Linked DNA regions of Homo sapiens: region 2 is linked to region 1. Evidence: chromatin loops called from intact Hi-C (ENCODE). Cell type or tissue: heart right ventricle. All regions are shown on one strand. Each heading gives the region's core, and the rest is flanking DNA. Links, peaks and the distances in the headings are about the cores only. Region 1 overlaps KDM4B (lysine demethylase 4B). Region 2 has its middle 11 kb from the start of TINCR.

Region 1 (14,425 bases), core at 3,982-6,481:
TCCCACTCTGTGTTTATCGGAGTGGGGTGTCCACCTTATCCCGTGCTGTGTTTATCGGAGTGGGGGTGTCCACCTTATCCCGTGCTGTGTTTATCGGAGTGGGGTGTCCACCTTATCCTGCGCAGCATTTATCGGAGTGGGGGTGTCCACCTTATCCCGCGTGGTGTTTATCGGAGTGGGGGGGTCCACCGTATCCTGCGTGGTGTTTATCGGAGTGGGGTGTCAACCTTATCCCGCGCTGTGTTTATCGGAGTGGGGGTGTCCACCTTATCCCGTGCTGTGTTTATCGGAGTGGGGGTGTCCACCATATCCTACGTGGTGTTTATCGGAGTGGGGTGTCCATCATATCCTGTGTGGTGTTTATCAGAGTGGGGGTGTCCACCATATCCTGCGTGGGGTTTATCAGAGTGGGGTGTCCACCATATCCTGCGTGGTGTTTATCGGAGTGGGGGTGTCCACCGTATCCTGCGTGGTGTTTATCGGAGTGCAGTGTCCGCCATATCCTGCGTGGTGTTTATCGGAGTGGGGGTGTCCACTGTATCCCGCGTGGTGGTTATCGGAGTGGGGTGTCCACCTTATCCCGCGTGGTGTTTATCAGAGTGGGGTGTCCACCTTATCCCACTCTGTGTTTATCGGAGTGGGGTGTCCACCTTATCCCGTGCTGTGTTTATCGGAGTGGGGGTGTCCACCTTATCCCGCGTGGTGTTTATCGGAGTGGGGGTGTCCACTGTATCCCGCGTGGTGGTTATCGGAGTGGGGGTGTCCACCTTATCCCGCGTGGTGTTTATCGGAGTGGGGTGTCCACCTTATCCCACGCGGTGTTTATCGGAGTGGGGGTGTCCACCTTATCCCGCGTGGTGTTTATCGGAGTGGGGGTGTCCACCTTATCCCGCGTGGTGTTTATCGGAGTGGGGTGTCCACCTTATCCCACGCGGTGTTTATCGGAGTGGGGTGTCCACCTTATCCCACGCGGTGTTTATCGGAGTGGGGGTGTCCACCTTATCCCGCGTGGTGTTTATCGGAGTGGGGTGTCCACCTTATCCCGCGTGGTGTTTATCGGAGTGGGGTGTCCACCTTATCCCACGCGGTGTTTATCGGAGTGGGGGTGTCCACCTTATCCCGCGTGGTGTTTATCGGAGTGGGGTGTCCACCTTATCCCGCGTGGTGTTTATCGGAGTGGGGTGTCCACCTTATCCCACGCGGTGTTTATCGGAGTGGGGGTGTCCACCTTATCCCGCGCAGTGTTGATCAGTTCATCCGCTGACGGACATTTGGGCTGTGTTCTCTTTTTGGCTATTTTGAATAATGGTGCTGTGAACGTTTCTTGTGTGTTTGTTTCTTTGTCTTTGAGACAGAGTCTTGCTCTGTCACCTAGGCTGCAGTGCAGTGGCGCAATCTCAGCTCTCTGCAACCTTGCCTCCTGGGTTCAAGCGATTCTCCTGCCTCAGCCTCCCGAGTAGCTGGGATTACAGTGTCACATGGAGTCATCCCACCACTCTAATGATCCCCTGAGCTCCCCCTCGTCATTCCTCCCTCTCCCCCATCCCTCTCCTGCGCCCCAGGCAACCACTGATGTCTCACTGTCTCCATAGCTCAGCCTTTTCCAGAATGCCGTGAGCTGGAATCCTACAGTCGGTAGCCTTTTCCCATTGGCCTCTTTGACCAAGCAATAGGTGTTCAAGTTTGCTCCATTTTTCATGGCTTGAGAGCTCATTTCTTTTCAGCGCTGAATAATACTCCATGGTCCGGGTGCACCACAGTGTGCCTGCTCATTCACCTATTAAAGGACCCTTCCAAGTTTGGTCAATGTGGGCAGAAGTTTTCATCTCCTTTGGGTAAATACCAAGGAGTACAGTTGCTGGACCACGTGGTGAGAGGACGTTTAGTTTTTTAAGACGCCACCAAACTGTCCTCCCGCCCACCTGTCCCACTGTGTGCTCCTAGCAGCAGCGAATGAACGTTCCCAGGGCCCCGCTTCCCCGCCCCCATCTGGAGTTGTCGGTGTTGTGCATCCTGGCCACCCTGGGAGGCGTGTTGCGCTGTCTCATTGCCATTTCAATCTGCATTCCCCCGATGGCTGCCTTCGCGGCGGGGCCCCTTTGCATGCCTGTTTGCCATCTGTGTGTTTCCTTGGTGAGCTCTCTTCATGTCTTTTGCCCAGTTTGTTGTTGTTGTTGTTGTTGTTTGAGATGGAGTCTCGCTCTGTTGCCCAGGTTGGAGTGCAGTGGCGTGATCTAGGCTCACTGCAACCTCCACTTCCTGGGTTCAATCATTTCTGTGCCTCAGCTTCCCAAGTAGCTGGGATTACATTACAGGCGCCCACCACCACACCCAGCTAATTTTCTTTCTTTTTTTTTTTTTGAGATGGAGTCTTGCTCTGTCACCAGGCTGGAACTACGGTGCCCACCACCACGCCCAGCTAATTTTTGAATTTTTAGTAGCGATGGGGTTTCACCATGTTGGCCAGGATGGTCTCAATCTCTTGACTTCGTGATCTGCCCGCCTTGGCCTCCCAAAGTGCCGGGATTTACAGGCATGAGCCACCATGTCCAGCCTAATTTTTGTATTTTTAGTAGAGACGAGGTGTTGTCATGTTGGCCAGGCTGGTCTCAAGCTCCTGACCTCAGGTGATCCACCTGCCTTGGCCTCCCAAAGTGCTGGGATTACAGGCGTGAGCTACCGCGCCTGGCCATCTTTTTCTGTTTTTTAACCATGCTGTTTGTTTTCTTCTGGTTAAATTTGAGAGTTTGCTGTGTATTTTGGTTATCAGTTGTGACTTGCAAGTATTTTCTTTCTGACTGGGGCTTGTCTTTCTCTTACGGATCCTGCCTGATTGTTTTCAAGTGAAAGTTCAGCCTCAGACTCCAGTGCATGAGAGCCTCTGGGTTGGCTGGCCTGCACTGCCTGCACTTGGCCTGTAGTGATGACCCGGGAGGGACTCTGCAGCCGCACGCAGGCTGTGCCAGCCCAGGCCGACCTGCCACAGGTGCCAGGGGAAGCTTCAGGGCTTCCTTGCCATGTGTTTGCCATGCCTAGCCTATGCACTAGCCTACTTTTACAGCGGGGGAAACAGCCCACAGCAGAGAAGCGACTTGCTGTGGTCCCAGGATGAATTTGCGCCCAGCTCAGCCTGTGCCTGGGGCCTCCCTCTGCCCCATCTGGGTCTCATCACTGCCTCCCTCCTCACCTCTTCTGGGCTCCTGCCAGGGCTCACCTTGCAAAGGAACCGCTGGTCTTGCCAAGTCTGAGGGCCGGTCGTGCAGGTGCAGGAACAGCTGGTGGGGGGTGGATTCAGGCTGTGAGAGCAGCTCACGTTCATGTGTGTCTGGGCTCCTCTCGGCCTCTCAGCAGGCCATGAGCCTCTCCGGGGACTGCAGTGACTAATGTGTATTTTATGAGCTCTTGGGACAGGACGGGGTTTGTTTGCTTGTGGCATTAAGAATAGATGTGCCTGGTGGGTGGGGATTCCGTCCTTGTTTGCCTAGTTCTGAAAACTGTCTTCGTCTCCTCGGTCAGAAGCTGTGGAAGGGCTGTCACTGGGCCTTGGCTCCGGTACCATCGCTGGGTTAGCCCCAAGTGGTGACTGTTTTTCTCCTTCCGTGTCATTGACTTAGAGGCGTGTTAATTATGCACTCCCAAACTGCAGGCTTCACAACAAGGCCTCCACCCAGCAGGAAGCACGCAGCTCAGTGGAATCTGACAGGCCCTGCCTGCCTGGTGCACGCTGGCATGTGCGATGGGGCCCTTCCTGGAAGGGCCAAGCTGGCGGTGAGCCCTTCAGAAAAGGTGTCTGGGCTGGGTATGGCGGCTCATGCCTGCAGCCCCAGCGCTTGGAGGGGCCAAAGTGGGAGGGACCATTGAGCCCAGGAGTTCGAGACCAGCCTGGGCAACAGAGTGAGACTTCATCTCTACACAGAAAAAAGTAAAAATTAGCCAGGTGTGGTTTCTCACGCCTATAGCCTATAGTCCCAGGTACTCAGGAGACTGAGGCTGGAGGATTACCTGAGCCTGGGAGGTTGAGGCTGCAGTGAGCTATGATTCTGCCACTGCACTCCAGCCTGGGCAAGAATCTCACACAGGTTAAGACCAGCCCCTGGTCTGCAGGGTATGACCGGCCCCTGGGGGGGCCGCAGATACTGGGGTGGAGGAGGATGGGCAGCGACCCCTGGGACTCTGGGGAGAATTAGCCTGCACCCCAGGGCTCGCAGGTTCTGGGGGTGGCCGGGCGGTTGCCGACGCTGCTCTGCCGCCCCACAGGACGTGGCCCAGTGGAACATCGGGAGCCTCCGGACCATCCTGGACATGGTGGAGCGCGAGTGCGGCACCATCATCGAGGGCGTGAACACGCCCTACCTGTACTTCGGCATGTGGAAGACCACCTTCGCCTGGCACACCGAGGACATGGACCTGTACAGCATCAACTACCTGCACTTTGGGGAGCCTAAGTCCTGGTGAGTGTCTGCACTGGCCCTGCCGCCGGCCGGACCGAGAGCCCCTCGGGAGGGAGTCAATCCCGGGTACACGGCTGGGCGCCGTGGCAGGGGCCCCACCAGGTGAGGCCGCAAAGGTCGGCCTATGACGGCTGGAGATCTTCCGGACCGCCTGGGGTCACCCACCAGCTTTGGGGTGGGGGATGTGCACCCCCAGAGCCGAAGCTCCCAGGCCCCTAGAGCTTGCGCTTTGTACCCCGGAGTGCCCCCCATTGAGCTGTGAGCGGCCCCAGGTGTCCCCATGGCCAGGAGCGTGGTCTTGAGCCTCCTGAGCTGCCCAGGCTGTGCTGCCTCACAGCCAAGTGGAGACGTTCCTGGTGAAGGGACACTGTCCATGCTGCCCAGAGGGGCCTGGCCAGGATGACCCTGCAGCCGCTCCCTCGCAGTCTCCGCCCTGGCACGTCTGGGCCAGGCCCTACAGTTAGGAGGGCAGGGCGTGGCGCTGCAGGCCTGTGTGCAGTGTGGTGGACCTGCCCCTGCCCGGGAGGTGCCGGGTGCAGCGTGGGCGCTGCTGTGGCGGGCTGAGTTCCAGGACCTTCTCCTGGCTCCCTGTGCACGTCGCAGCGAGGCCGTGTGGGGGTGTGTGTGAATGTGCACGTGTGCGCGCGCATGTGAGTGCGCACGTGAGTGAGTGTGAGTATGCATGCGTGTGTGTGCCCCTGTGTCACCGGGCTCTGCTTGTGACTGCGGAACCTGCTGGGTGCTCCGCGGGGCTGCCCTGCACTGTCCTCCAAGGGCCGCTAGGTGGCGCTCCCGCCCTTCCCGGGGCCGCGCTCATGCCTGGAATCTTCCCAGGCCGTCCTCGCGCTGGAGGAGGACGGAGCCTTTGCCTGGAGGGCGTGGGAGCTCCGCCTTGCCTGGCCCTTCCCTGGGTTGGAGTTGTAAGCGGGGAGAGGGGGGGGCGGGGGAGAATGCTGTACCTCTTCGTTAAAAAAAAGCACAATGAGCAGGAAGGGGCGAGCTGTGCGCATCCTCACCTGCGTCCGAAGCGCAGATGGAGCCCAAGGGAAAGGCCCTGTAGAGGACCCCGTGTGACTTGGGGCAAAGCGTGGCCTCCCAGGGGTGCGTGGGCAGCGGGACGCCCATGGTGTGACCGGGTTTGTGCCTCCATAGGGACCGTCTGCCCTGTGCAGAGAGCCCCTGTGGGGCGGGAAGTGGCGAGCAGCCGGCAAGGAGGCCCAGCCAGACAGAAGCAGGGGGGTCAGGGACATGGGAGGTGGGGGACCAGCCAGTGAGTCAGACGTGAGGACTTCAGTGCCAAGGACTGCAGTGCCAGCAGCTCGGTCTCCTGTGAGGGGCCCCGGGGGTTGCTGGCTGTCGTGGGAGCCTGGGCTGGGGGAGACCCTGGGGCTGGGGCTGCTATGGGTCAGATGCCAGGGCCGGGGGTGCCTGCTGCTAGGTCAGAGGGGCCTCTGCGGGAGGAGGCGACAGTGGCTCCCTGGAGGCGGCAGTGGGGCCCGGCCACAGGCCGTCGGAGGGACTGACAGGGATGCGCCAGGAGCCGAGGGCCTCTCCTGAGCTGGTTCATCCAGGACGCAGCCTCTGAGGGCATCCCGCACCTCTCCCCGAATGCCCCTCACTGCACCCCTCCTCTGCTTCGCCTGGTGCCGCAGGCGTCCAGCTGCCACTCCCATGTCTACCCTTCCCCATGACCCGTCGTGGGAGATGGCTCAGGGGAGACAGCTGGGGCGGGGCAGCGTTGAGTAGGCAACAGTTCTTTCGGGAAGGGAATTCCGGAAGCGCCCTGACCTTGGTCTTGGTTTTTGCCCAGGAAGGGGTGGGGATGGCAGGGGTGGGGCCTGGCATGAGGGGCCTGAGAGGAGCCACAGTGTAGGCTCTAGCTGCAGGGCATGCCCTCAACCCCCCAGAGCTCCCCACTCGCCCCCACAGTCAGCTCAGCCTGCTTAGCACGCAGGGCCCCTTCCCTGCTCTCTCACCAGGGCTGAGGCGGGGCCCCAGATGTTCCCACGACACCCCATGCCTGCGACAGGCATAGACCAGGTGACCCCAGCATTAGCCAACGTCTACTACGGGCTATCAGTCCTCCCCAGCAGATGGTAGGGGCCCTGGTCACCCCGTGTCCCAGCTCCCAGCAGGGGCCTGGCACAGAGAGGCTTGGTGACTTGCCGGAGCCTCTTGGATCCTCACTGTGTGCTGTGGGAGCTGACTACCCCTCCAGGCTGCCCTCCCAACTTGCAGGGGGGTGGGGACAAGGTAACTGGAAAGAGTGTCTGGCCTCTGGTCCCTGGGCTGGGGTTCAGGAAGCTACTCAGGCCCCTGGGAGATGCTTCCCCCCTCTCCCTTCCTCGGGCCCTTGGGGTAGGTAGGGCTCCCAGCCAAGAGATCACCAAGGCTGCGCCCCGTCTGTCTCCCTCATTACACTGTTCCGCTTGCATCTGCAGCCGCTTAATTGCAACCATTTCAGAGTATTCCAGTGGGATTTTAAAGAAAGTGTCAATGTACTCAGGTTTACAGCATTTTATTAAAGCTTTCTGGGTCTGTTGCTACTTTGGTAGCTTGATTTGTGTGTCAAAGTGACGTGAACAGCCTGGTGTCAATAACAGGCAGAAACATGCTTCAAAAGGCTGGCTTCTGTGGTGCTCTCAGGCAGCGGGGCTAAGAATATCTGAAGAGACTGAGCGCCTCAAAATCTCTTTGGCAATGCGGATTGAAACCAGAGCCAGCACCTGCAACTTCCCCCCGCCAACTTCCCGCAGCCCCTTCTGTCACCCAGGCCGGGGGGGCCGGAGTGCAGGTGGGTGTGGGGAGGGTCCGAGCTTTCCACTTGACCCTGTATTCCAGGGTCTTCCTGGGTGGGGTGGTGGCCTGGGGTCGGTGTCCTGAAGGCTGTGCCCCATAGAAGCCACTGTCCCAGGCCACACTCCTTGCCATAGATCAAGACTCTCCTGGGGCCAGGCGCGGTGGTTTGCGCCTGTAATCCCAGCACTTTGGGAGGCTGAGGCGGTTGGATCATGAGGTCAGGAAATCGAGACCATCTTGGCTAACACGGTGAAACCCCGTCTCTACTAAAAATACAAAAAATGAGCCGGGTGTGGTGGCAGGTGCCTATAATCCCAGCTACTCGGGAGGCTGAGGCAGGAGAATGGTGTGAACCCAGGAGGCGGAGCTTGCAGTGAGCGGAGATCACACCCCTGCACTCCAGCCTGGGCGACAGAGTGAGACTCCGTCTCAAAATAAATAAAAAATAAATAAATAAAAAGACCCTCCTGGAACCTGGGGTGGGGGTGGTTTAGCCGAGCTGACCCTCCAAGGCCGGTCCTGCGGCTGTTCCCCTCCAGGCATCCCCTCCCCAACCTGCACCTGTGGCAGCCCCTGCAGGGCCCACCCTCCTGAGCCGCCCGGGCCAGGCACGAAACACAGGCGTCGCCACGAGGCTGAGCGCAGTGTCGCCAGCAGCATCACATGCCACATGCCCCTAGAAGAGAGTTCCAGGCCGGGGTGGGAGGATGTTGGGTCTCGGCCAGCCCTGAGAGAGTTGCTGGTCCCAGGGCACTTCTGGGTCATTCGGATTGTGCTGTGCACCCCAAAGAAGAGAGTGGAGTGGCCATCCCCCCTCGAGGGCCCTGGCCCACGCTGCCTGGGAAAGTGCCCACTGTTCAGTCCTGTGCACCCATGTGCCGGGCTGGGACCTGGCCGAGGCTTCGGGTCCCCTTTTGCCCCCAACCCATCAGACACCCTGCAGGGCAGTGTTGGGGTGTTTAGGGGACTGTGGGCCACCGCCAAGAGCAGAAGCTTTGGCTCTCACTGCAGCAGGGAAGCCAGATGGGGGATCAGCATGTTCCTGGGGCTGCAGGGACTCCCGAGGACGTCGTGAGCTGATGGGACATGGTCAGCTGCTTGCACTGGCTCCAAGGCGGCGAGAGGAAGGCCCTCCTGAGGAGTGCCGCGGGGCCAGCGCAGGTGCGTGGCAGCCACAGAGGCCTCTGCTCAGGCTTAGGGAAGGGGGTGTCCCCCAGGGTCTCTGCAGCTCCGCTTGTCAGAAGGGGGGTCATCCTGCACCCAGGTGAAGCCCCCAAGAGCAGCGGGGCGAAGGAGCGCTTGCCCGGACTGCGACCTTGACCTGCCCATGACCCGCGGCAGTCTGGAAATCCCCCATTGCCCCAGGCAGGATGGGGGTCCCCCATGGTCTCATCTCTGGCTGTTTCCTCAGGGGATCGCTCCGCCCACCCTCTCCTGCCTCTGTTTACCTTGGACACACTCAGTCTCCGGTGCAGGTGTGGGAGGTGGGGGTCTCGGAGCTTGTGCTCCCGTGAAGGGCACGGAGCCCCCAGTTGCTCTTGGCCATCCTGGGCTGCTATGAGCCAGACCCTCCTGAGTGCTGCGGGGAGGGCTGCTGGGGAGGCCAGGGGAGAGGGGATTATCAGAAGACTCCACCAGCCTCCCTTGACCTTTAAGGAGCTGCAAGCCGAGAATTTTCCCTTTTGATTCAGCTACACCTTGAGTTTTCTCTCTGGCGTTTTCCCTCATGGGAATTTCACAGCATCTTTTCTTCTTGCTGCCAGGGAAACTTGAGTCCTAGCAGGCATAGCCGTCTTTTGCTTCATGGGTGTCCCTGGAGGTGTGCGTGCATGTGTGTGTGTGCATGGGCGCATGTGTGCACCGAGGAACCGTGCTCCAGACACTGGGGGTGGGGGTGGGGAGGGTGGGGGTGGGGAGGGTGGGTTCCAGGGCTGCAGGGGACCAGCCCGGGCTTCCTGCCCTGTGGCCGCAGGTGGGTGGAAGGCAGAGCCTGGGGTGGATGAGTCTGTCGCCCACCCAGGCCAAGCCAGGCTGTTCTTGGGGTGGAGGCTGCGGGCCTGCTCCCTTACCCCTCTGCTGCCCGCCTAACTGCCCCTCAGGACCTCCCTGGCCCACCCGCCTCCCAGCTCCATCTCCTGCTGGCAGCTCCTGCCTGGGGGCAGACACCTCCCTCCCTCCTGGGCTCCCTCAGTCTGGCTGCAGGTGGCACTGTCGGGCCCCACAATGGCCTCTGCCCTGTCCCTTGGAGTGGGACCCAGGAGTCTGGTGGGTGATGGAGCTGGCGAGCCCGTCCCAGGCAGCAGCCTGAAGGCCCATGGGGTAGCGCGCTGGCGCCCGGGGACCCTGGTGTGGGTTTGTACTGCTGCTGCTGGCGAGCCAACCACTGGGACTTCCAGCTTCTGAGCCCGGGACCCGGGGGGTCCCACCAGCAGTGGGGACCTAGGGTCCCAGTCTACTGACCGTAAGGCATGGCCCCCCTCAGTGACCTGGGGCATTCCTCCCAGCCGCTTTGCTCTGGCTGGGCCACCAGAGGTTGGGTGGCCGCAGAGACAGCTCTGGCGGAGATTGGTGTCCCGACAGGGGTGGCGTAGCCTGAGCTGAGCACTGGGTTGAAATGGAAATTGCCTGGAGCCTGACAGCTTCACAGATTGGTTTTAATAACTCAGCTTCCCCACACTGCACTCTGTCACCAGAACAAGATGCAGGAGCGAGATAGTTGCTCCCTCCTCTCCTTGCCACCCGAGGCCCAACCCTGGCGAGGGTGCCTAGGGACAGGGCTGCATTGGCAGCTCAGAGCCGCTGCGGTGCCCTGGGAGGTCAGACTGAGAAGACCCACCAGACTGATGGGGGCAGCCCGATGCGTGCCTCGCTCCCAGGCAGGGGACCGCAGCCAGGTCTCTTCCCAGCCACACACACTGAGCCAGGATGACAGAAATAGAAAAGGAAGAAGCGGTTTAGAACAGAGAGCTCCCACGGAGAGCAGATCAGACCAGTAGGGAGGCAGAGGGACCCTGGTCATTAGAAAATGATAAGGTGTCAGGAGCCAAGGCAGCTTGCTCAGGGCCCAGGTTCCTGCCCGCCAAGGCCTCAGCACTTCCTCCCTGGCTCACTGAGACCCGCTGCAGTGGCCCCAGCCCATGGTCCCTGGGAGCCGTATCCTTGTAGAGACAGCTGTCTAGCCTGCATGAGGTTATCTGGGGAGGCTCTTGATGAGGGGTGTCCCCTCTCTGCAGAAGGAACCTCTTTTTGAGAGAAGACAGTTGTTGTCACAAGCAAGTGAGGCCCCCAGGCCCAGTGCCCAGGCCAGCTGCTACGCCTGAGTAGTAGTTGCCACCAGCCCAGACCAGCCACTACCCCCCAGCAGCGCTCAGCACCAGCCCAGGGGCCCAGCGTCCCGGCTGACTGGCTCTGGGTCCACATGGGTTGCTGCGTGGCCAGGCACACCTGGTGCCCAGCTTCCCTGTTTGAGGAGCGTGGCCGTGGGCAGGCAGGAAGCTCCTTCGTGGTCACCTGTCCCAATCCTCTGCTTCTGATGGCGACTGTGGCCACAGCATCAGTGCAGCGGTTCTTTATTCCTGTGCGTGAGTGGGCCTCAGTGACCAGCTCAGCTCTCCTAGCTTTATTTATTTTATTTTAGATGAAGTCTTGCTCTGTCATCCAGGCTGGAGTGCAGTCGTATGATCACACCTCACTGCAACCTTAACCTCCTGGGCTCAGGTGATCCTCCCCCTTCAGCCTCCTAAATAGCTGGGACCACAGGCACGTGCACAACTGGCAAATTTTTAAATTTTTTGTAGAGACGGGGTCTCCCCGTGTTGCCTGGGCTGGTCTCGAACTCCTGGGATCAAATGATGCTCCTGCCTCAGCCTCCCAAAGTATTGGGATTGCAGGTGTGAGCCCAACCCTTTCCCAGTTTTAAAACTGGAAGTCCCATATCCTGGAACCTGCTCAGATCCAGTGAACTGTGATGCTGAGTCCCCTGAGAGAGAGAGAATGTGTGTGTGTGTGTGTGTGTGTGTGTGCGCGCGCATGCACATGCGTACACATGTACATGTGTTTGTTAGAGAAACAAGGGTCTCCAGTCACATAGTCTGTCTGGGAGGGAGTCTGGCCCCCTGGGACTCTGCCCAGAAGACGAGACCTGGGAGTCTGCTGGGTAACTGAGAACTGGACTTTACCCACTTAGCTGCGAGAACTCGGGCCAGGAGCTGAGCTGCCAGCAGGGCATTGCAGCCGTGTGGCCTAGAGCGTGGCGTGTGGCGCTGGTGCCGTGCTTGGGTAAGTGGTCCAGGCTGCGGCCAGGAGGGCCGGCACATGGGAGCTATGAATGGCAGCTGTGTTTTCCCTGGCCTGGTCCCCTCCCCAGCCCTCATCATCGAGCCCTCTGCCTCGCTCTTGTCACTACCACTCTGTCGGCCTGACGCCATCAGCCCAGGCCTGCTTATCAAGACTGGGGAGTGAACTGAGCACCAGAAGCTGGCTTTGGCGTTCAAAAAATTAACTCGTGATGCTGCAAAGACCTTTGAGCCTCACACTGGGGCGTCCACAGCGAGGCTGGGATTGCATCTCTGCGCCTGGCGTGTGGGGCACAGGTGCCAGAATCACAGCTTCTCCGGCTGGCCTGATCAGCCTCCTGCCAACCTCACTCACGTTAAGCAATTGCGGCCCGATTGTGCCCCCAGGACAGGCAGGGCTCTCAGCTGTGTCTCGTGATGGTGTCCCCAAGGACTGGGAGAACACCTCTCGGCCAGGGTGACCGGGAAACCCGGGGCACATCGGGGCACTCACCGGGGCTCCCACCGTACCTGTCAGTGGGATCTGTCCCAGCAGGCTGGCTCCTGGCTCTTGCTGGGAGCTGGCAGGGACAGACACAGACACACTTGGTGTTTGTTCGGGGACTGCAGAGCAATTTTCATATCGCCTTTTGCTGTGTGAAAATCGCACTCCAAGCTCTCCTCCAGAGCCGTGCCACTGAGCTGGGGACTTCCGGTGTTTGGATGGTCGATTGCCCTGTGTGTGTCTGGACAGCAGGCACCGTTGCCCATGGATTTGGGAAACTGGCTTCTTGGTGAGCAGAGATGGTGGCCGTGATGGGGGCCGGGTGGGCACCCCGCAGCAGGCGAGTGTCAGGCGGTGGGCCCGTGATGGGGGCTGGGAGGGCGCCCCGCAGCAGGCGAGTGTCGGGTGGTGGCCGTGATGGGGACTGGGAGGACACCCCACAGCAGGTGAGTGTCCTGCAGGTCCCTCTTCTCATTCTTGTCCCAGGCTTGTGCTTGTGTTTTTCATCCACTTTTTGGTGAAGTCTTCTCCCCCTTTCTCTCTCTTTAAATAGGTCTTTATTAGACCTGTTTTAGATTCACTGAAAAAGTGGGAAGGTAGTAACCACAGAGAGTTCCCCACCGGGTTCCCTGTTATGAGCATTCTATATCAATGTGGTACACTTGTGATCATTGATGGGCCAACACTGATGCGTTATGAACTAAGATCCATTCTCCAGATTTCCTCTGTCTTCCCCCGTTGTCTTTTCTGTCCCCTGAACCCATCCGGGTCCCACGTGATGTTGTCCCGTCTCCGTAGGGCCCTGGGCTATTACGGTGTGTTTGATGCCCTGGACAGTGTTGAGGAGGGCTGGCCAGGGAGTTTATAGAACGTCCCCTAATCTGTATGTCCCCTAATCAGCATGTCTGATGTTTTTCTTGTGGTTAGATTGGGGTGATGGGTTTTAGGGAGGAAGACCACAGGGGCGAAGGGCCCTCCCATCACATCCTACCAAGGGTCAAAGGCGCAGCCATCAGCGTGATGTCACTGCTGATGTTGGCCCTGGTCACCCGGCTTGGGTGTGGATGTCCAGTGTCTCCACTGCAGAGTGGCACTCCCCCGCTTTCCATGCTGTCATCTGTGAATGTCAGGCCCACCAGGATCATCTCCCTTTCTTTCTTTTTTTTTTTTTTTTTTGAGATGGAGTCTTGCTCTGTTGCCTAGGCTGGAGTGCTGTGGTGTAATCTCGGCTCACTGCAACCTCCACCTCCCAGGTTCAAGCGATTCTCCTGCCTCAGCCTCACGAGTAGCTGAGATTACAGGTGCGTGCTGCCACATTTGGCTGATTTTTGTATTTTTAGGAGAGATGGGGTTTCACCATGTTGGCTAGGCTGGTCTCGAATTCCTGACCTCAGGTGATCTGCCTGCCTTGGCCTCCCAAAGTGCTGGCGTTACAGACGTGTGTCACTGTGCCCAGCCACCTCCCTTTCTTAAGGTTAACTGATTTGGGACCTTTATCACATCTTCGAGACCCTCACGGCAGCAGCACGGGGCATGTGTCACTCGAGGAGTGTGGGAGCCCTGGGGCGGGGAGTCCTGGGGTGTCTAGAGCCCTGGGGTGGGGACCCTGGGGCGGGGAGTCCTGGGGCGGGGACGCTGGGGCGGGGAGTCCTGGGGCGGGGAGTCCTGGGGTGTCTAGAGCCCTGCCTGTCCCGGGGCTTCCCTTTTGTAGGCATTTCTTGCTGTGAAACATGATTTGGTACAGAAACGGACATAAAGCATGTAAGTACCAGATATATATGCGTGTGTGTGTGTGTGTGTGTGTGTGTGTGTGTGTGTGCGCGCGCGCGCGTATGTTAGCAAATGACTCTCCGGCTGTCCCCTGTGTACCTCGATGTCAGGACACGGCCCCCACCTGTGCCTCCTTTTCCCAGCCCCCTCTGCACACTGTGGTGGTGGCTTCCTCCCGGCTCTGCTGGCGGCGCCCTTGCCTCTCCCCTTTGCCAGGCCGCGTGTGCCTGTGGCCCGGGCAGTGAGGCTGTGTGTTGGCTGCATTGGAAGGTCTTACAAATGGGCTGATTTCCTTGCGTTTCTGCTCAATGGTGTGTGTGTAAGATTCATCCGGTTGTGTGTGGTGGCAGTGCACTCATTGTCATGGCTGTGAAATTCCCCACTGTATGGCTGGACTTTAGTCGACTTTTTCCATTCTGCCGTGGACGGACATTTGGGCTGTTTCCAGCATGAGGCTTCTGCGAAAGACCTATCATCTCTTCACCTGCTGCTCATGTAAGAAATTCATTTTGATCGTAAGCCTTGCTATCAGTAACTGTGACTGGGGCTGCATTTATGATGTTCCGTTCCTCATGCAGCAGCTTTGCCTGGAGTAACCCTTTGACTTGTGCCCCTGGCTCCACGTC
Region 2 (14,425 bases), core at 5,700-8,199, 530 kb after region 1:
CCTGGCCAACATGGAGAAACCCTGTCTCTACTAAAAATTCAAAATTAGCTGGGTGTGGTGGTGCATGCCTGTAATGCCAGCTACTTGGGAGGCTGAGGCAGGAGAATCATTTGAACCCAGGAGGCAGTGGTTGCGGTGAGCCAACATCGCACCATTGCACTCCAGCCTGGGCAACAAGAGGGAAACTCCATCTCAAAAAAAAAAAGAAAAAAGAAAAACAAAACAAACAAATAAAAAATACTAGAAGATGAAGAGGCAACATCAAGGGGGAAAATCTTCCAAAACATGATAGACAAGAGACTGATATCCTTAATATGTAAAAAGCATCTAGAAATCAATATGGATTAACAAGCCAGTCCAAAAAAGGGTGAAAGACATGAATGGATTTTTGTTGTTGTTGTTTTGTTTTTGTTTTTGAGCAAACAGGGTCTTGCTGTTTCCCACACTGGAATGCAGTGACACAATCTTGGCTCACTGAAACTGTGTACCACCCCTCCCGGCTAATTTTCAGTATTTTTAGTAGAGACAGGGTTTCGCCATGTTGCCCAGGCTGGTCTCGAACTCCTGGGATTCAAGCAATCCTCCCACCTCAGCCTCCCAAAGTGCTGGGATTACAAGCATAAGCCACCACACATGAACGGTTTTCTGAAAAGGAAATACAAACGTCTTCTGGGCATAGGCAAGGGAGTTCATTCTCGCTCATGGTAACCTAAATATAAAAAAAAACTACCATGAAATATCTTTTTCTTCTTTTCATCTGTCTGGCTGGTAAAGATGAAAAAGTCTGAGCATTTGCTGTGTTTTCAGGGTTTTGGGAAAAGAGCAGCCTCATGCTGCTGGGGTTCAGAGTGTGAAATGGTGTAAGCTCTCTGACAATAGCTATTTGAAAAAGGTATAAGCCAGCAGTGTCCTTTCTGGGAAGGTATCCGTGTGCACAAAGAGAGATGATAACATAATACATGTGCCAAGAAATTTACATGTAACACAGCAAAGTAGGAGGCTGGCATGATCCCTGACCTCCTTGAACAAAGGAGGGAAACTGAGGCCCGGAGAGGAGTAGTGGCAGAATGAGAACCCAGGCTGGGCTGGTCACTCTCCGGGGAAGGTGGGCGGGCTGGCTTAACCTGAAGAACTAGGTCACCATGGCCCCAGCCACTTCCCTATTCAGGCTGAATTCCAGGCCTCGCCCATCATAATTGCTGGTGTCCAAGAAGGTCAAAGGGAGGCCTGGGGACACTCGGCTTTAACACGGGGAGGCCACGCTGAGCCCTGGGAGTGCTAGGTGCCACTTCCAGTTAATTCTGACTTTCTCATTAAGCTGTTAGGAAAAGCTCGGTGGCTGTGGGCGACCGGCCCCTGTGCCTGGGTCTGTGGATTAGAGGGATCATGGTTTTTGCCTCGAGACACTGTATTATCTGTTGCGGGCAATTATGGAAGACCCAGGCAGACAGTGATGAGCTCAGAGAATCCCTGAGCTCTGGAGTCTGGAGGCTCAGAATCGTGGGATCACTGAACATGTAGACACTTAGGATCTTAGAACAGCTGGTGTTCAGTCCTCCTGAACAATGTGGAATCTCAGAGCTCTCTAGTGGGTGGGTGGGGGCTCTGAGCGGTAATCACCATACATCCCCTCTGGCTGTCTTAGGGGAGAAAAAGCTGCAGTAGTAAGTTTTAATAAAGTTCAGCAGGAAGCAAGAGGAATAGGCTTTTTAAAATGGGCCAGAGTCCGGGCATGGTGGCTCTTGCCTGTAATCCCAGCACTTTGGGAGGCCGAGGCAGGAGGATCGCTTGAGGCCAGGATTTTAAGACTAGCCTAAGCCACATAGCAAGGCCCTGACTCTACAATTTTTTTTTTTTTTTTTGAGACGGAGTCTCACTCTTTCACGTAGGCTGGAGTGTCTTTTCACCTAGGCACGAACTCAGCTCACTGCAACCTCCACCTCCCAGGTTCAAGCGATTCTCCTGCCTCCTGAGTAGCTGAGGTTAGAGGCATGCGCCACCACGCCAGGCTAATTTTTATATTTTTAGTAGACACGGGGTTTCACCATGTTAGCCAGGCTGGTCTCGAACTCCTGATCTTAAGTGATCCGCCTGCCTCAGTCTCCCAAAGTGCTGGGATTACAGGTATGAGCCACCATGCCCGGCCAGAATTTTAAAATTAGCTGGGCGTGGTGGTGTGCGCCCCCGTAGTCCCAGCTACTCAGGAGACTGAGGCAAGTGGATCACCTGAGACCAGGAGTTGGAGGCTGCAGTGAGCTATGATTGCACCACTGCACTCCAGCCTGGGCAACAGAGCAAGACCCTCTCTCGAAAAAAAAAAAAAAAAAGAAAGAAAGAAATCTCTTCTACATTACAAGAGGCAAAGTATCTATAATTCCAGAATGTGGCAATGCTAAGGGCAGTGGATATGTTACAGATGGGGGCAAGTGGGCCTGGCACCCACCCTCCTTCCCTATTTGCCTACAGGATTGGTGGAATATGCAGCCCCCCCCAACCCACACTTCTCCCTGCTGCCCAGCCTCTGATGAACAGGCATTCTGGCCTATATTATTATTATTATTTATTTTTATTTATTTATTTATTTTTTTGAGACAGAGTCTTGCTCTGTTGCCCAGGCTGGAGTACAGTGGCACGATCTTGGCTCACTGCAAGCTCCGCCTCCCGGGTTCACGCCATTGTCCTGCCTCAGCCTCCCGAGTAGCTGGGACTACAGGCGCCCGCCACCATGCCCAGCTAATTTTTTGTATTTTTAGTAGAGACGGGGTTTCACCATGTTGGCCAGGATGGTCTTGATCTCCTGATCTCGTGATCCACCCGCCTCGGCCTCCCAAAGTGCTGGAATTACAGGCATTGAGCCACTGTGCCCGGCTGGCCTATGCTATTATTTTATTTTATCTTATTTTACTTTATGAAACAGGATCTTACTCTGTTGCCCAGGCTGGAGTACAGTGGCATGACCATGGCTCACTGCAGCCTCAACCTCCCAGGCTCAAGCGATCCTCCCACCTCAGCCTCCTGAGTAGCTGGGACTACAGGCACACACCTGTAATCCCGGTTGTGGTGGCGGGTGCCTGTAATCCCAGCTACTCTGGAGGCTAAGGCAGGAGAATCACTTGAACCTAGGAGGCGCAGGTTGCAGTGAGCCAAGATTGTACCACTGCACTCCAGCCTGGGCGACAAGAGCAAAACTCCATCTAAAGGAAGGAAGGAAGAGAGGGGGGAGGAAGGGAGGAGAGGAAGGAAAGAAGGAGGGAGGGAGAAAAGAAAGGAAGGAGGGAGGGAGGGAGGGAAGGAAGGAAGGAAGGAAGGAAGGAAGGAAGGAAGGAAGGAAGGAAGGGATTGATTGATTCACACGCAGGATGTTTGTTGGGCAAATGAAGGTTTATGGTGGTCCCTATTGGCAAGTTGTGTTTTTCTAGCCTCATTCTATTAGAAACAAAGGCTATCTGCCACCAACATGTTTAAACAAAGTAGCATTCCTCATATATAAAGAGTTGTTAGAAATCAATAAAAATAAAGCAACATGTGCAAAGAACGTGCATACACTTTGGACACACAAAAGACATAGGTGGGAAATTGTAAAAGACTTGAAAAAAGAATTTCACTGCTGGGCACGGTGGCTCATGCCTGTAATCCCAGCACTTTGGGAGGCTGAGACGGGTGGATCACCTGAGGTCGGGAGTTCGAGACCAACCTGACCAATATGGAGAAACCCTGTCTCTACTAAAAATACAAAATTAGCCGGGCATGGTGGCGCATGCCTGTAATCCCACCTACTCGGGAGGCTGAGGCAAGAGAAGTGCTTGAACCTGGGAGGTGGAGGTTGCGGTGAGCCGAGATTGTGCCATTGCACTCCAGCCTGGGCAACAAGAGTGAACTCCGTCTCAAAAAAAAAAAAAGAATTTCACCACTCTAATATTTGACAAAAAGATCCAATAATAGTTTTTGTGAAGGTACAAGGCAGTGAGCACTTGCATACATTGCTGGGATAAGTTAGTACCAAGTCCCATCTTTCTGGAGGGCGAAATGGCAAAGTATATTGAAAGTCTTTGATGGAAAATAACCATAATGACTCACATTTGTTGAGTGACAACCTCATTTATTATCTTTTCCCCATCAGAACAGAAACTCCCCAACGGCTATTTTGTCTGTTCTATTCACCGCTGAGTTCCCAATGTCTGAAACAACTCATGCCCCTGATTTTTATACCCAGCATGATCCCGTCTACTCAGTTTTCTGAAGTTTGAGAACCGCTGAGCTGAGCTAAAAGGAAAGTTTTTATGCAGACAGACGTCCAAGCATCCAATCTATTTAGGCCTTTTTGACAACCCTCAAGTTCTTAGCAGTGAGTGAAGAATTCTCAGGGGCTCCCCACTGACCCATAGGTTAATAGATGTGCTTGTAGTTATTAGAATTAAATGAGGTGATTTTTCCTTTTTTTTTTTTTTCTTTGAGGGAAGGTCTGGCTCTGTGTCACCCAGGCTGGAGCAGAGCGGCGTGATCTCAGCTCACTGCAACCTCCGCCTCCTGGGCTCAAGTGATCCTCCCACCTCAGCCTCCCGAGTAGCTGGGACTATAGGTGCACACCATCCCGCGTGGCTAATTATTGTATTATTATTATTATTGTTGTTATTGTTATTATTATTATAATTATTATTTTGTAGAGACAGGGTTTTGCCATGTTGCCCAGACTGGTCTCGAACTCCTGGGCTCAAAACTAATCTGCCCACCTTGGCCTCTCAAAGTGCTGGGATTCCAGGCGTGAGCCATCACACCCAGCCTGAGATAATTTATCACATTGAGTCTTTAGCATGCTCCAGGAGTGTTCAAGGTTTTATAAACCTCAACTCACCTCATAGCAATGCTATGAGATAGATGCTAATATCAAGCCCATTTTTTTTAACACAAACAATCCCATAGTATTTATTGCCATCTTGTAGTAACACAACGGTAATCAAAACAATATGAATAAATCTTCACATTGGACAAAGGACATCTAAAAACAAACTGTATCCTTCTCAACAATTTCTCACTTCATTGATCATTTCTAGTTGGAGACACTTTGCAGCAGAGTAATATTACCTCCTTTTAGCATGATCCGACCCAGTTGTTTTCTTGACTTTGTTTTAGAATGAATCTCTTCTGCATCATCTAATACAAGGTTCATATACTCATCAAAACCAATGATACAGCCTTCTATCCGCATATTCACTTGCTCATAGAGCCACACCTGAATCCGCGATCTATTTTGTAAGTATCTGAAGATGAGGCTGATGGGCTGCACCATAACCTTCTGCACTTTCTGGCCCTGGCCACGGTACGCCATGGTGGAATTTCACCCATTTTTTTTTTTTTTTTATAATTTATTTTGTTTTGTTTTGTTTTTTGAGACAGAGTCTCACTCTGTTGCCCAGGCTGGAGTGCAGTGGCGCGATCTCGGCTCGCTGCAGGCTCCGCCTCCCGGGTTCAGGCCATTCTCCTGCCTCAGCCCCCCAAGTAGCTGGGACTACAGGCGCCCGCCACCACGCCCAGCTATTTTTTTTTAGCAGAGACGGGGTTTCACCATGTTAGCCAGGATGGTCTCAATCTCCTGACCTCGTGATCTGCCTGCCTTGGCCTCCCAGAGTGCTGAGATTACAGGCGTGAGCTACCGCGCCTGGCCCTAATTTTTTGTACTTTTAGCAGAGACAGGGTTTCACCGTGTTAGCCAGGATGGTCTCGATCTCCTGACCTCGTGATCCGCCCGCCTCGGCCTCCCAGAGTGCTGGGATTATAGGCGTGAGCCACCGCGCCCGGCCCTAATTTTTTGTATTTTTAGTAGAGACGGGGTTTCACCGTATTAGCCAGGATGATCTCGATCTCCTGACCTTGTGATCCGCCCGCCTCGGCCTCCCAAAGTGCTGGGATTACAGGCATGAGCCACCGCGCCCGGCCGAATATCAGGCCCATTTTACAGATGAGGAAACTGAATGCATAGCATGAAGGCAGTACCCGAGCCAAGGCCTGGCACATAGTAGGTGCTTAGTTTGAGCAGGATCTAAATCTCGTTTGGTCAGACCCACAGACACACAGCTCCATGAACAGTCGCTCCTGTCTCTCCAGGGGACCCCAGGAAGCACTTCATAAATATTTCAGTTCTTGAATTCTTTGGTGACTCTATACAGAGCCGCCAGGAAAGGTGAGCAGGGGCGGGAGAGGCAGCTTTCCAAGGGGGGCGGAGACATGAGGCACACATCAAGTCACTCGCCAGCCCGGATACACCAAAATGTACACAGCATGAGGAGAAGTCAGTCACACAGAGACACAGACACACCCAAGGCAAATACAGCCATGATATGTAGCAAGAGAAAAATGAGACACGTAGTCACATGCGCAGAGACACATGCCCCCCAGAGCAAACACAGACACACACGGACACACGCCCCATGACAAACACAGATGCACACAGAGAGACACACGGCCTTAAGCCTCACACACGGAGATTCACCAGATCCACACCCCAAGACAGAAGCAGGCACGTCCACTCCTGAGACCAATACAAACTCACTCTAAGAGAAGCACAGACACAACCAGGGCCTTCGCCTACCGGGGGCCGGGTTGGGAGGCTCTGGAGACCCTCGACCCTTGAGGAAGCCCCCATTCCAGCCTCCACCTGCGCCTCCAGGGCCTCCCACAAAGGTGGTGTTGGGCCCGTGGGGGAAACGCTGGGCGGGCAGAGAGATGGGGGCTTCCGCGGCAGGAGGGGCCCAACCGGGTCGGCTGCGTTGCAGAGCGTGGCTCTTGGGCGCCACCTAGTGGGCACATGGAGTAGAGGGCCCGGCTGCCCCAAGTGCAGATCCACATCTGTGCAGGTCCTGGGTTCATCTGTTTCTGCTTTTGTCTATTTGCGTCCCTGTGTGTGTGCGTCTGTTTCACTCTGTGTCTCAGTCTCTGTCTCTCTTCTCCCTGAATCTCTCTTTTTCTGTGTCTCGGTGTCTTTATCTCTCCATCCCTCTTTTTTCTCCCCTTCCCTCCCCCACGGCTTCCCCCACCTCCAGAGCCTGAGGCTTCGTCAATAAGCAAGCCAGGCATCTCCAGTGACCCAGCACACCCCACTTATAGCCGCATCTCTTGGGTCCCGTCCCTCAACGGCGTCTTGGTCCCCATGAGTGTCCACCTGCTATGACTCAGCCAGGGGCTGAGTGAGTGGGGGTGTGATACCCAACGGACTCTCACTCTGTCGCCCAGGCTGGAGTGCAGTGGTGCAACATCAGCTCACTGCAACCTCCACCTCCCAGGTTCAAGAGATTCTCCTGCCTCAGCCTCCCGAGTAGCTGGGATTACAGGCATGCGCCACCATGCCCTGCTAATTTTTGTATTTCTAGTAGAGACAAGGTTTTGCCATGTTGACCAGGCTGATCTCGAACTCCTGACCTCAGGTGATCCACCCACCTCAGCCTCCCAAAGTGCTGGGATTACAGACATGAGCCACCGTGCCTGGCTAATTATATCTATTTTTTAATACAGAGTCTCGCTCTGTTGCCCAGACTGGAGTGCAGTGGTGTGATCTCAGCTCACTGTAACTTCCACCTCCCAGATTCAAGTGATTCTCCTGCCTCAGCCTCCCGAGTAGCTGGGATTACAGGCGTGCACCACCACACCTGGCTAATTTTTGTGTTTTTAGTAGAGATGGAGTTTCACCATGTTGACCAGGCTGGTCTCAAGTGATCTGCCTGCCTCGGCCTCCCAAAGTGCTTGGAGTACAGGTGTGAGGCACCATGCCCAGCTGTGCCCACCAGTTCTGCCAGCCTGCTTGCTCCTATGTTCTGGTCTTTGGAGCAGGGATCCCAAAACTGGAGGCGGCTTGTGGCCCCCCCTGCTGTGTCTTTGTCCAAACAGAGCCAGGGCCCTGAGTCCAGTGTGGCTCGCCCCTCCTTCCCCAGGGCTGGCTGGTTCTAGCTTCCTGGAGGTGAAAGTGGTCATGGCATGGGGAGACCGGGGACACGGGGACAGTGAGGATTTGGATCTCAAGCAAGGAAAGGCCTGAAGAGAGACATTTGAGTGTTACCCTCAAACCCTTCGAGGAGGGCTGGCTCTCTTCTTCTCAAGAAGAAGAAACCCTACAGGCTGGTGGTCCCATCCCTGATCAGCCACTGCGGCCCCAGGTCCCCATGTTCCTGCCTGCTCTGTTGCTCAAAGGTGCTAGGCCAGGTGCATGGCTCATGCCTGGAGTCCCAGCTGCTCAGGAGGCTGGGGCATGAGGATTACTTCCAGGAGCTCAAGGTTGCAGTGAGCTATGATCGCGCCGTTGTACTCCAGCCTGGGCAACAGAGCAAGATCCCATCGCTCCGAAAAACAAAAAAAAGGGTGGGAGGCGTGTCCTTTCCTTCCTGGGGGCTTCTGCACACCCTGTTTCTTCTTCTGGAAAGCCCTTCTGGGGCTCCTTCACTCCTCATGGCTTAGGTCTGTCCAGTCCCCTCCTCCAAGAAGCCAGTCTCATTCCACCCCCAGACAACAGGAACCTGCAGGCTTGTCTCAGTCATGGCTGCATCTCTGCCATGGAGCCCTGCTCGCAGTAAGTACCCAAGAAGCATTTGCTAAGCTAAATAAGCAAGAAAACAAAGGACTCAGAGCCCAGCTCTTGAGCCTGGATTTCATCTTGACTTGCTTGGCAGGGGGCCTTGGCCAAGTGGGTTTCCTTCCTGCTCTGTGCACTGTTTCCCCAGCAATGGGGACCTTTCCCGGACCACCTGTGAGATCCACCCTGCTGGGTTTCATTTCAGCTGAGTCTGTAAATATTTGGTCTGCTGTGGCCGGCAGCATACACGCAGGGGAAGCTTCAGTGCCTTTTACGAGCTCCCCGCGAGGCCTGATATGCGTTTTCTGTGGCTGGGTACACGGGGCACCCCAGTAGTTTCACAGCTCGTTGGCACGAGGTGGCTATGATTCCAAGACTGGAAGAAGCCGAGAGACACCATCAGTGGCTTCCAGCACTTAACTCCACAGCGTGCAGCATTTGAGAGGCCAAAGAGGGGCCTCTTGTTTTAAAAACTGTAATGCAACATTATAGATTACAGCTGCAGTAGAAATCGAGCCCAGCGATTCCCCTTCCCTAAGTCTATGGGCCACACTTAATTTCTTAAAGGGCAGAGGGGAGGGATTTCTGTTGGGCAAGGAGTGGGAAGCCCTGGTTTAGACCTGTCTCTTGCTAAAAAAATTCAAAGAACCACAACCACTTGCTATGCACCTACTGTATGCCAGATATTGCATAAAGCACTTTTTTATTTTTTTGAGATGGAGTCTCATTCTGTCTCCCAGGCTGGAGTGCAGTGGTGCGATCTTGACTCACTGCAACCTCCGCCTCCCAGGTTCAAGCGATTCTCCTGCCTCAGCCTCCTTAGTAGCTGGGATTACAGGCATGCGCCACCATGCCCAGCTAATTTTCATATTTTTAGTAGAGATGGGGTTTCACCATGTTGGCCAGGCTGGTCTCGAACTCCTGACCTCAGGTGATCTGCCCACCTCACCCTCCCAAAGTGCGGGGACTACTGGCGTGAGCTACCGTGCCCGGCCAAAACCTGCTTTTTTTTTTTTTTTTTATGGAGTCTCGCTCTGTCACACAGGCTGGAGTGCAGTGGTGCGACCTCAGCTCACTGCACCCTCCATCTCTGTGTTCAGGCGATTCTCCTGTCTCAGTCTCCTGAGTAGCTGGGACTACAGGTGCCTACCACCACACCCGGCTAATTTTTGTGTTTTTAGTACAGACGGGGTTTCACCATGTTGGCCAGGCTGGTCTCAAACTCCTGAGCTCAGGTGATCCACCCGCCTCACCCTCCCAAAGTGCTGGGATTACAGGCATGAGCCACCGCGCCCGGCCAAAACCTGTATTTTAAAAGGCTGTGCACTGGGGAGATGCAGATGCCTGCCCCAACGATGCTTATGTGGTGGAGAGTGCCGACAATAAACAATGCTTTAGCGAGTGGTCAGAGCCACGAGGACAGGCAGGTGTGACAAGGCAGAGGGTGATGAGGCGCTGCTGATCCAGTGGTCAGAGGAGACCTCTTGCAGGGGGCAGAATTTGAAGGGGCTGGGCATGTGTGGCTGGTCTCCTCAGTCACAGCCAGTGCCACGCTGTTCTTTTTTGAGACAGCCCTGTCGCCCAGGCTGGAGTGCAGTGGTGTGATCACAGCTCACTGCAGCCTCTGCCTCCTGAGCCCAAGTGATCCTCCCTCCTCAGCCTCGTGGGTAGCTGGGACTACAGGTGTACACCAGCAGCCCAGCCAATTTTATTTTTTTGTACAGATGGGGTCTTGCTACATTACCCACACTGCTCTCAAACTCCTGGGCTCCAGTGATCCTCCCACCTCAGCCTCCCAAAGTGCTGGGATTACAGGCATGAGCCACCGGGCCCTGGTTCACAGACCACCCAGGAAGCTCTCCCAGGAGGGCAATGTCTCGGGTCCTCAGTACCTTATGCTCCACTGAACCCGGCAGCTGCTGTGTCAATATTTGCAGGTGGAGGCAAACACAGGGCAGCTGCATCTCACGAGGATTTGAGGAGTACGGAGAAGCGGCTCTTGGTGCTCCCGGGAGTAATTTAGGGGCAGTTTCTGGCCCAGTATTGCTGTCTCTGGAAGCACTGTAGGACATGTAGAGTTATCCTTGGGGTCAACTCTAAAGGCCAAGCGCATGTGCAAAATTATGTACACACTCACGTACGCAGCTTGCTCACTGGTGCCCCAAACACCTATCCCTTCACCACCGTGTGACCGCGGCACGGGGTGCCCTGACAACCGGGGAGGCTGAGGAGAAGGGACCTCGGGCTGCAGCCTCAGCTCCATGGCTCGCTACCTCTGGGCGGGTCTCAGCCTCCCTCGGGCTCAGAACCTTCTTCTGCGCTTGACTTTCCCAGGAATTGACTCCAGTTTCCCAGGGAGCTGCACTGGGCTATGTCTGGGTTTGGTGATGTTGTGTGGCGTCCGTAGGTGTCCTCATATAAATTGGTGGCTGGCCAGGGGGACTAGAGATGTCTAACTTGCTTGACTGGTAAGCACATCAGGTGCTTCCCAAAGTGGATTCTGTTGTACACCAGGGTGACGGACAAGGATGCCCACGTCCTAATCCCTGGGACCTATGAACACATTGGTCTCCAAGACAAAGGGACCTTGCAGATGTGATTAAGGTGAAGGAATTCGTGGCTGGGTGTGGTGGCTCATGCCTGTCATCCCAGCACTTTGGGAAGCCAAGGCAGGAGAATCACCCGAGGCCACGAGTTTGAGACCAGCTTGGCCAACATGGGGAAACCCCATCTCTACTAAAAATACAAAAACTAGCCAGGCATGGTGGCAGGTACCTGTAATCCCAGCTACTTGGGAGGCTGAAGCAGGAGAATCGCTTGAACCCGGGAAGCGGAGGTTGCAGTGAGCCAAGATTGTGCCACTGCACTCCAGCCTGGGCAACACGGCACGGCTTCATCTCAAAAAACAAAGAGAAAAGCTCTCCTAGTCCACCCAGCTGACCAAAGAAATGGCTGAAGGGCTGAGGTCTGAACCCACCCAGCAGTGAGAGCAGAATCCGAACCCTGATTTGTCACCATCGTATGACCAGGTAGGAACAGCCTCACCTCTCCCGTGGGTCACTGGGACTCAAGGAAGCCCTGCCCCTCAATCCGGCAAACCTGTTAAAAGGCACGGCATCCCCGTTAAACGTCGACTTTATGGTTGTTGGGTTTTTTTGGAATCAAAAGGCCCTGTTCTAACTTTGCCTTTGAAATTATGTGACTAGGAGTCATGCATGCAATTTGAGACTGGCAATCATCGTGGAGGCTTGGGAGTTCCTTGGGAATAAGAAAATCTAACCTAGGAGCTGTTTTGAAATGTAATGAAATCTTTATGAATACAAAATTTAGCAATTGGTGAAGTTGACACATTTTGTAGCTGTGGAGACATTTCGTAAGGTCTTAATTCTACTTTTTCTTTCTTTTTTTTTTTTTTTTGAGATGGAGTTTCGCTCTTTCACCCGGGACTAGAGTGAAGTGGCGCGATCTCGGCTCACTGCAACCTCCGCCCCCCAGGGTTCAAGAAGTCTCCTGCCTCAGCCTCTCGAGTAGCTGGGATTACAGGCACCCACCACCATGCCTGGCTAATATTTGTATTTTTAGTAGAAATGGGGGTTTCCCCATGTTGGCCAGGCTGGTCTCGAACTCCTGACCACAGGTGACCTACCCGCCTCAGCCTCCAGAAGTGCTGGGATTCGAGGCATGAGCCACCGCGCCAGGCCATAAGGTCTTAATTCTGATTCTGCTGTTTTCTTTCTGTATGGCTGGAGCTGGTCATTTCCTCACCGGGACCCCCTCCAGACCTCTGGCATTGCATTTCGCCAGGGCCCCTGTGAAACATGAGCACCCGAGGCTCTATTCCTGTAGGGCTCCCCAGGGCCTGCCAACATGTATTAAGCATTTACTGTATGCCAAGCTTTTTATGTGGATTAACTAATCTTTGTAAAGATCCCATATGGCAACTACAATGATTACTCCCTCCTTCCAGTTAAAGCAGCTAAAGCAGACAGTAATGACCTGCCCGTGGGCAGGCAGGTAGTGAGAAGGCTGGGTGCCAGGCAGTTGGCTCCTAAACTTGCTCTCAAGAAGCTCCCTGTTTCTGCCCCAGTGGCTCTCATTCCCGTGATGCCCCCACAGCTCCCCCTCCCCTTTAAAAATGTCTTTAAAACGATGGGAAATGATACATAACAAAATTCACCACCAAATGGTATACCAAGGCCAGGCATGGTGGCTCATGCCTGTAGACCTAGCAACTTGGGAGGCCAAGGTGGGAGGATGGCTTGAGCTCTGGAGTTCGAGGCTGCAGTGAGCTATGATCGCGCCACTGCATTCCAGCCTGGGAGACACAGCGAGACCCTGTCTCGTAAAAAAGGGGAATTGGAATCTTCATATAGTGCTAGTAGGAATGTATAATGGTACCACCACTGTGGAAAAGTCTGGCTATACTTCCAGAAATAAAACACAGGGAGTTACAAAGTCAGCATAGGACCCAGCAATCCCAGTCCCAGGTATATACACAGGAGAATGGAAAACAGGTGTTCAAACACATACATATCCATAAATGCTCACGGCAGCGTGATTCACACACAACTGCCCAAAGGGGGGAACCACCCACACGTCCATCAGCATCTCCTTTTCATAACACGTATTTTGTTCCACCCACCTTTTCTCTCTTGAAATAAAAGTTGAGTTAATATAACGTACCTATGCTCAATTATTAAAGAAACAGGCCAGGCGCGGTGGCTCACGCCTGTAATCCCAGCACTTTGGGAGGCCGAGGTGGGCGGATCACTTGAGGTCAGGAGTTCGAGACCAGCCTGGCCAACATGGTGGAACCCCGTCTCTACTAAAAATACAAAAATTAGCTGGGCGTGGTGGCAGGCACCTGTAATCCCAGCTACTTGGGAGGCTGAGGCAGGAGAATCGTTTGAACCTGGGAAGCGGAGGCTGCAGTGAGCCCAGATCCTCGCCACTGCACTCCAGCAGTGACAGAGTGAGACTGTCTCCAAAAAAAAAAAAAAAAAAAAAGGAGGGGGGGGGGAACCAGGACACAAACACGCTTGCAGGAAGAAGGCCACATGATGAGGATGGAGGCCGAGACTGGGCAATGTTTTTACAAACCAAGGAATGCCCAGAGGTGCTCGGCAGCTGTCAGAAGCCAGGAGGCTCAGGACGGAGCCTGGGAAGGACACAGCCCTGCCCACACCCAGATCTCAGACTCCTGGCCTCAAGAACTGAGAGCCAATGAGCTTCCTTAGGCAGTCTATGGTGCTTTGTGACAGCCGTCCTGGTAACTCGAGTGCTTTGTTTCTGCGTGGAACAGAGCTGGTTCCAGGCCCGGCTCGTTGGAAAGGGCAGGGCTCTTCTGCCCCCATAGGATGTCCAGTGGGACTGGTTCCCTTTCCAGCTCCCATAGAGCAGCCTGGCAGTGGTTGAGCCCCTGCTTCATAGTTCAGGAGGCCACACCCACCTCCAGGAAGGGGTGCTCCGTGACATCTGAGACACCGAGGTCTGAAAACAGGGCCTGCTCCCAATCCCAGGCTGCCTCCTCAACGCAGGCTAAGCCTGCCTTTTATTGCCCAACAGGGAAGCTCTCAACCCCAATTTCTAGACTCTGGCTCGTCGGGGAGACAGGCAAGCCGCGAAGACCCCATGTGCAACACAGAGGCGGCGTGGCGCCCAGTCCACCTGCCACTGGAAAATGACTCCAGAAGCCGCCACCGTGGGGGAGGCTCCGGAATGCGTTCACGGCAGCTCAGGCCCAGACAGGACGCCGAGGGCCAGGGCCAACCTGCCTTTCATGCTCTGGTGTCTGTGGCAAGCTGGGCTGGATTTTAACATGGCTTTTTAAAAACTTAACTTCCCAGCGGGGGCGGGGGGAACTCCAGC

The links. Peaks named below come from ENCODE experiments on the same cell type or tissue, not always from the same donor. Only the 100,000 strongest peaks of a DNase experiment are listed, where the experiment ranks them.
Region 2: a loop joins it to region 1, with 8 times the contacts of the local background. A loop is called at or near these places in 81 of 110 quality-filtered maps.

The regions. Positions count from the first base shown.
Region 1 is chr19:5,043,219-5,057,643 of GRCh38, forward strand. It overlaps KDM4B (lysine demethylase 4B), which reads left to right. Exons shown (of 23, transcript NM_015015.3): 6 at 4,258-4,451. Among named protein-coding and RNA genes, the nearest start is that of KDM4B, 81 kb to the left of the region's middle. RefSeq lists enhancers at 1-36, 3,396-4,199, 5,693-6,295, 8,786-9,285. In heart right ventricle, for the core only: a CTCF peak has its summit at 5,214 (motif pointing right); a DNase peak (open chromatin) is centred at 5,223; H3K27ac peaks cover 451 bases.
Region 2 is chr19:5,571,613-5,586,037 of GRCh38, forward strand. It overlaps the pseudogene SNRPEP4. Among named protein-coding and RNA genes, the nearest start is that of TINCR, 11 kb to the left of the region's middle. RefSeq lists enhancers at 14,227-14,286, 14,266-14,425, 14,306-14,425. In heart right ventricle, for the core only: a CTCF peak has its summit at 6,804 (motif pointing left); a DNase peak (open chromatin) is centred at 6,779.